Linked DNA regions of Homo sapiens: region 1 is linked to region 2. A link is a contact called in ENCODE Hi-C data. All regions are on one chromosome and are shown on one strand. Each heading gives the region's core, a stretch centred on a gene start or an enhancer-like site at or near the end of the contact. The rest is flanking DNA. Distances are from core to core; before and after follow the strand shown. Region 1 holds the start of IFT52 (intraflagellar transport 52). Region 2 holds the start of TOMM34 (translocase of outer mitochondrial membrane 34).

Evidence for each region. A loop is a pair of places that touch in the nucleus more often than their neighbours do. Pooled maps may share reads with other maps.
Region 1: a loop to region 2 is called in a map of gastrocnemius medialis, with 6 times the contacts of the local background. The contact joins the promoter of IFT52 here to the promoter of TOMM34 in region 2. A Hi-C loop is called at or near these places in 2 of 168 maps with a recorded cell type or tissue (ascending aorta and gastrocnemius medialis) and 10 of 50 pooled maps.

Annotation. Positions count from the first base shown.
Region 1 is chr20:43,589,278-43,592,471 of GRCh38, reverse strand. It overlaps IFT52 (intraflagellar transport 52), which reads right to left and starts at 1,535. Exons shown (of 14, transcript NM_016004.5): 1 at 1,418-1,535. RefSeq lists an enhancer at 1,344-1,413.
Region 2 is chr20:44,959,147-44,962,735 of GRCh38, reverse strand. It overlaps TOMM34 (translocase of outer mitochondrial membrane 34), which reads left to right and starts at 2,339. Exons shown (of 7, transcript NM_006809.5): 1 at 2,339-2,529. The coding sequence starts at 2,403. It overlaps LOC124904912 (a long non-coding RNA gene), which reads right to left. Exons shown (of 2, transcript XR_007067599.1): 2 at 3,199-3,589. RefSeq lists a silencer at 2,081-2,160 and enhancers at 2,391-2,480, 2,491-2,540, 3,321-3,410.

The sequences.
Region 1 (3,194 bases), core at 286-2,785, 1.4 Mb after region 2:
CTCCCAAGCGGCTGGGACTACAGGCGCCCAAACACACCCGGCTAATTCGTGATGTAATTTTTTAACATTTAAATTTTAGTCCATTTGGAAATTATTGTGGTGCTCAAAATGGGCTTCATTCCTTTTTTTTTTCCTTCTTTTTCAAAGCATAGTCTTGCTCTGTCACCCAGGCTGGAGTGCAGTGGTGCAATCTCGGCTCGCTGCAACCTCCGCCTCCCAAGTTCAAGCAATTCTCCTGCCTCAGCCTCCCCAGTAGCTGGGATTACAGGCGCGCGCCATAGTAGAGACGGTGTTTCACCAGGTTGGCCAGGCTGGTCTGGAACTCCTGACCTCAAGTGATCCACCCGCTTTGGCCTCCCAAAGTGCTGGGATTACAGGTGTGAGCCACCTCGCTCGACTGGTTTAATTATTTTCTAAATTGCTAAAAAAGCTGCCTGACCCCAATTCATCTCTTCAATGCTGATTTGAAATACAGTACCACCTCGCCTATATAATAAATCCCTATATATAAATCGCTCTTATTCTGAGTTCTAATATATTTTATCTACCTGTAAGCTCCTGCTGAGTCCCAAACTTTTTAAATTAATTTATTTATTTTCAGAGACAGGGTTTCCTTTTGATACCCATGCTGGTCTCTGACTCCTGGGCTCAAGGGATCCTGCCGCCTCAGCCTACCAAGTAGCCAGGACTACGGGCCCACACTGCTGCACCCATCTTCTATGCTAGTTTAATTGCTATACCTTTATGTTATAATATCTGGTGGTTCTGGAGAGCTAATCTCCCTTATTAGCATTAATTTTAGAATTTTCCTGGCTACTTTCACATATTTATCCTTCTTTAAGCACTTTAACATCATTTTGTCCAGTTGAAAAACTGCCCCCTCCATGGTCCCACCACCGTGATACATCTATCTTTTTTTGTTCTGTTAGTTCAGCCCCTGGTGAGAGTAGCAGGTCTGCGTTCCTGTACTGTCAGACTTAGCCAGAAATGCATTTCCTTAATAATAGTATAAGGCCTTTAAAACTATAAAAATAACAAATATTTGGGTAACGCTGCCAAACCATTCTCTCGCTTTCTCTTCAATAACATTACCAGTCAAATCAGTATTTTCCCACATGAATACCGAGGGGTCGCAGCCACGACAGAAGAGAGATTAAGACTGTACGATTCCTCGTCCCATGCTCTTTCATAGTCAGCGGAACGACTAAACACCTGCACCACCCGAGGCCGTGGAGATGGGCGCCCAGCCGGGGCGCCAGGAACCCGGGCTACGTCCGCGCCCACAGTTTACTTCACCCCGGGGGACCCTGGATGTTCTATGACCGGCCCAGCGGCCTCGAAGAGTGCGGCGAGTCCCTCGCCAGCTCCCAGGCCGCACCAACGCCCCAGCCGGCCCACCACTGTTGGCGCCCTTTACCTGAGGCCCAGCGACCACCGCTCACCTGACGCCGCCCAGCATCCCGCGGCCAGGTATCCAAGGCCGCTTAGTAACCGGAGAGGCGCGTCGGTGCGCCGGGAGGCGTGGCCCAGGACGCAGCGCTAGCTCCGGCCGACGTGATGACGACAGCACGGAAGGCGCCTCTCCGTCGCAGGCGTCAGGGGTAGGCAGCCTGACTGATGTGGGGCTGTACCATTTGGTGCATGAGGGGCAAATCCAAACATAAGGAGAATTAACTTTTCACCAAAAATAAACCCATTTAATTTTGTTCTTTAGTATCAATTACGAGTAAAGACTAATAACAACGGTAGGACCCAAGTGCCCAAACTTCGCTCCACCCACAGGGAGGAGAATAGTGAAGGCTTCCAGCGCGGGGGGGTTGGAGAACGCCCCAGCTTCGATTCCCAAAGCGCAGGAGCAGAGTGGAGCCAGGCGAGGGCGGGGCCGGGCGGAAGGCTGTGCTGGACTATTAGGAACTACTTAACGGAAAAGGGTGCGCAGGTTTAGTGTTGAGAATGATAAACCGTATAATTCTGTTTTATTAACTCCGCATCTTTGCTTGCCATGGTACTAGGCTTGAGCGCCGGCGAGCATGGCGGGGAGTTAGAACTTGAATAGATTCTACAAAAATGTGAAAACTATGAACTGTATTAGGGAGTCTAACGACTAAGCTGGTCAAAAAGGCGCCCCTGTTGAGCAGAGATTTGAAGAGAGAGTGGTATTCATTAAGGCAAAGGCTGGGGAAGGGCGTTCCCGGCAGAAAGAACTGCTTGTGCAAAAGCACCACCAATACAGGTTGCCCTGCCATCGCCATTAAGATGGGAAACCAGAAGCCTGCAACTACCAACAGGCCACCCGACTACCCAGGAAAGCGCTCTGTGCCTGCCTTTAGAGGTGTGTGGATTTGTGAACAACGCTGCAGCAGCCTGGAAGACCCAAACTGAAGATTGCAGAGAGCTCTGACAGTTTTTATTTACATTTATGTTTGTCTTCGAATCTAGGATATTAAAACACATACAACTCGTGTTGCTTTCCACAATTTCTGTCACTGGAAATTTTAAAAGTGGAGACGGGCCGGGCGCAGCGGCTCTCTCCTGTAATCCCAGCACTTTGGGAGGCCGAGGCAGGTGGATCTCTTTAGCCCAGGAGTTTGAGGCCAGCCTAGGCAACATGGCGAAACCCGGTATCTACTAAAAATAGGAAAAATTACCTGGGCGTGGTGGCGCGCGCCTGTAGTCCCAGCTGCTTGGGAGACTGAGGTGGGAGGATTGATTGATTGATCCTAGGAGGTTGAGGCTGCAGTGAGCCGTCATGGTGCCGCCGCACTCTAGCCTAGGCAACACAGTGAGACCTTGTCTCAAAAAGAAAGTGGAGAACAGGGTGATTTGAGAATTCTCTTTGGTCAGATGAAGTGGCTTCTGCCTGTAATCCCAGCATTTTGGGAGGCCAAGGTGGGAGGACTGCTTGAGGCCAGGAGTCTGGGACCTGGGTAACAGTAACACCTTTTCTCTCCAATAATAATAGTAATAATAAATAAAAAAAGAAAATTAGCCAGGCATGGTGGCACACACCTGTAGTCTTAGCTACTTGGGAGGCTGAGGTGGGAAGATCGCTGGAACCCAGGAGTTCGGGCTGCAGTGAGCCATGATCGCTCCACTGCACCCCAGCCTGGGCAACAGAGTGAGACTCTGTCTCTTAAAAAAAAAAAGTTCTCTTCTTGGGGATGCTGTATTTTGGTGCAGAATTGGGTGAATAC
Region 2 (3,589 bases), core at 1,090-3,589:
TCTATTTCATTTTTTCCCCTCCCATCCTACTCAGCATGTTGGCTTTTCATACTTGTGTTTATTGCCTCATGGTTGCAAAATGACTGCCACACCTCCAGGTATCATATCCTTAACCCAGCACTACCCAAAGCAGAAAAAGAGCAAGAATGGCTACTTGACCCAGTACCTCTCTGTTATGGGGAGGGAAACCTTTCCCATAAACACTCAGCAGACTCTTTTTTTTTTTTTTTTTTTTTTTTGAGACGGAGTGTTGCTCTGTCGCCCAGGCTGGAGTGCAGCAGTGCAATCTCAGCTCACTGCAACCTCCACCTCCCGGGTTCAAGCTATTCTCCTGCCTCAGCCTCCTGAGTAGCTGGGACTACAGGTGCGTGCCACCACCCCAGCTAATTTTTTGTATTATTAGTAGAGATGGGGTTTCACTGTGTTAGCCAGGATGGTCTCGATTTCCTGCCTTGTGATCCACCCGCCTCGGCCTCCCAAAGTGCTAGGACTACAGATGTGAGCCACTGCGACCAGCCTCAGACTCCCTTTTATCTCATTGCCCAGATCAGCATCACATGTGCATCCCTTGATGAATCACTGGCAAGAGAAAATGACATTTTTCTAATTGGCTTAGAGCAATCCTGATTCACTTCCCCAGGCTGGGAGAGTCTCAGGCAAAATTCAGGCTCCTGGAAGCAAAGATGGAAGTCACTGAGTAGCCAGCCAGCAGCATGGGCCTCATCTGGTTTTCCCACCACAGTCAGTGTTCATCCTTGGTCGGGGCAGAGGGCAAGGGGAAGCATTTCAGATGGAACAGCCATCCAGCCCTCAGAAAGCTTATAGTCTGGTGGAGTTAAGTGTATGCAGATCATTATAACTGAATTCCTGAAGGTAGAGACTAGATCTTTATCAATCAATGACTTTTATTGGATGCCAGACCCTATTAGGGTCTTGGATAAACAAAGATAAAAAGGACCCACTTCCTGCCATTAAAGACCTCGCAGTGTTTAAGGAAAACTACAAACTGGCAATCAAAGGGTGACTAATGCAAAGTTAGGGATAAAGCTAGAGACCAATAGGGAGCAAAGGGAGCATAGTGGGGGGTGGGGAGGGGGCTGGAAGCAGGAAAGGCTTTCAGAGAAGATGATGTTTGAATGGAATGTTATAAGTTAATTCAGGATTAGGCAGGAGAAAAAGTATTTAGAAAAAAAAATCCAGGAGAAGGAGATAACAAGCAAAGGCTAGGAAGCAAGAATTTAGTGTGTGTAGATAGCAATGCGTGGGACATAGAGTCGTCAGATGAGGCTGGAGATAAATTGAAGTCACACTCTGTGAAAGATCTTCATCCATTCTGAAAGCTGATCATACGAATTGGGTCATTCTTGTCATATCCAACTAAGACAGAATTGAAAAGCCAGGGGAACAAATACTCAGGGCATATAACATTGCTCCAAAAAAGTAATTTTTTGCAAGCCTGGCTGCTAAAACTGCCTGCTGTAACCTAAAACCAGTTTTATCTAATAGCTACTGAAACAGCCTGCTACAATTCTGAGTTTTATCCACCACTATCACTTACCAATCAAAGCTTGCCAGCTCCCCAAGAAGCTGATAAACCCCCACTTTACTAGTGCCTGTAAACTTCCTTGAAGAGCAATATGTAACATTTCTGTTTTATAAAAATCTCCAAACCTTCTCTTTGTTCTTCTGACATACCAAAGACAACCTGGTCTGTGTGTAAGCCCTGAATTGCAATTCTTGATTGCCAAATAAAATATTTAAACTTTAGAGATTCATCTCTATATGTTGACTTTGACACCATCAATCCACCTGTGCATTAATTTATTAAATAAATATCTATAGAGCACTAGGTACCAGGTACTTTCTAGCCTTGGAACCTTTGCACTTACCATCCCTCTGGCTGGAACAGCATTCCCTAAATCTTGTCTGGTCTCAGCTCAACTATTACCCCCTGAGAAAGGCCTTCCTTCATCCCCTTATTTAAAATAGCCCACACGTGGTCACTTTCCATTGCATTATCCTGTTTTGTTTTCCTTACAGCACTAATCACATGAAATGAGAGTCTTCGTTTGCTTATCAGTTAATTGCCTGTGGGGACCCCACTAGGACATAATCTCCCTGATAGCGGGGCCAGCCTCCTTCCCTGCGTCATCCACGGCGTTCTAGCAACTCAGGGAGCCCAGAGCATGCTGCCGCCCCGCGTGCAAGGGAGCCTAAGTTCCAAACCGAGCACGCGCAGAGGGCGGGACGCTCCGGGCCTCCAGGTCTCGCAGGCCCCGCCCCCTCGCCGCGGGTTCGCTGTTGGGCGGAGATATTCGCCGCCGGCGCTTGCGCCCGGAAGGTGTGCCGCACCACACGGGGGAGGAAGGAAGGAGCTCCCAACTCGCCGGCCTGGCCACGGGATGGCCCCCAAATTCCCAGACTCTGTGGAGGAGCTCCGCGCCGCCGGCAATGAGAGTTTCCGCAACGGCCAGTACGCCGAGGCCTCCGCGCTCTACGGCCGCGCGCTGCGGGTGCTGCAGGCGCAAGGTACGACCCCGGCCCCCATCTCACCTCCGGGCCTGCTCCTCCAACTCCCGCAACCACCGCCCGGGCCTCGCGCGGCGGCCAGCAGTCCTGCCCGGCCCTCCCACCCTTCCAGCCCCTTCCGACTCCGGCATCCTACCAGAAACTTCCTCGGCCCTTTCTTTCCACCTGCTTGTTAACTGCCCTGTTGGCCCCCATCCTAAGTTATTTAGGCCTCGTTCTGAGCCCTGAGAAGAAAGCTAAACCCTCCTCCCCCGCAGCAATTCATTTTTCAGTTAGTATTTGTTGAGTAGCTGTTATATACCGCCTGTGTAACAAGACACAAAAAGTCCCTTCTCTCAAGGACAGCGCATTCTTGTGGGGGCGGTGGGGAGGACGTGAGTCTTAAGCGAGTCAGTAAGTAAACGAGACCTGTGGGATAATCAGGGTTAGGAAGAAGACAAATAGGGTGATGTGATAGAGTTGACTGGAGTGGGAGATCAAGGGCAACATCTGTAAAGAAGTGATATTTGAGGTGATGTCTAAATGATGAGAAGCCAAGCGCACAAGGTTTTCGGTCCTGAAGTGAACTGCAATGAGAAAGGCCCCCCCTCCAAGACGATATAAACATGGTGTGTTTCAGGGGTCAAAGCATAGTGAGCCAGGGCAGGGAATAGGAAGACATGAGGTCAGTTAGGAAGGCAGACCCTTATTTATTGTGGAGGTGTTGTAAACTCTGCTAAGGAGTTCGGATTTCATGCCAAACTGGAAGCTTGGCATGAAAGCTGCTGGATGGGAAGCTACTGGAGAGTTTGAAACAGAAGAATAGCATATTCTTACCAGTTCTCCCAGCGTCCAGCTTTCGTCAGCATACCGCAGACCTTTGCCCAAAGCCCCTTCTCCAGGGTGACTTAATCAGAAACCCTCATTGGTTAAAGCCTTGACTTTTGAAAGGAGCCTTGGATCCTGGTTTCTGTGAGTCACCGTTCAGTACCTATTTCCCTTTGCCGCCTTCCTTTTTTTCCTTTTCTTGGCTAGCATCTCTTGAGTGATTTACCATGTGCTAGACATTTTAGACACGATC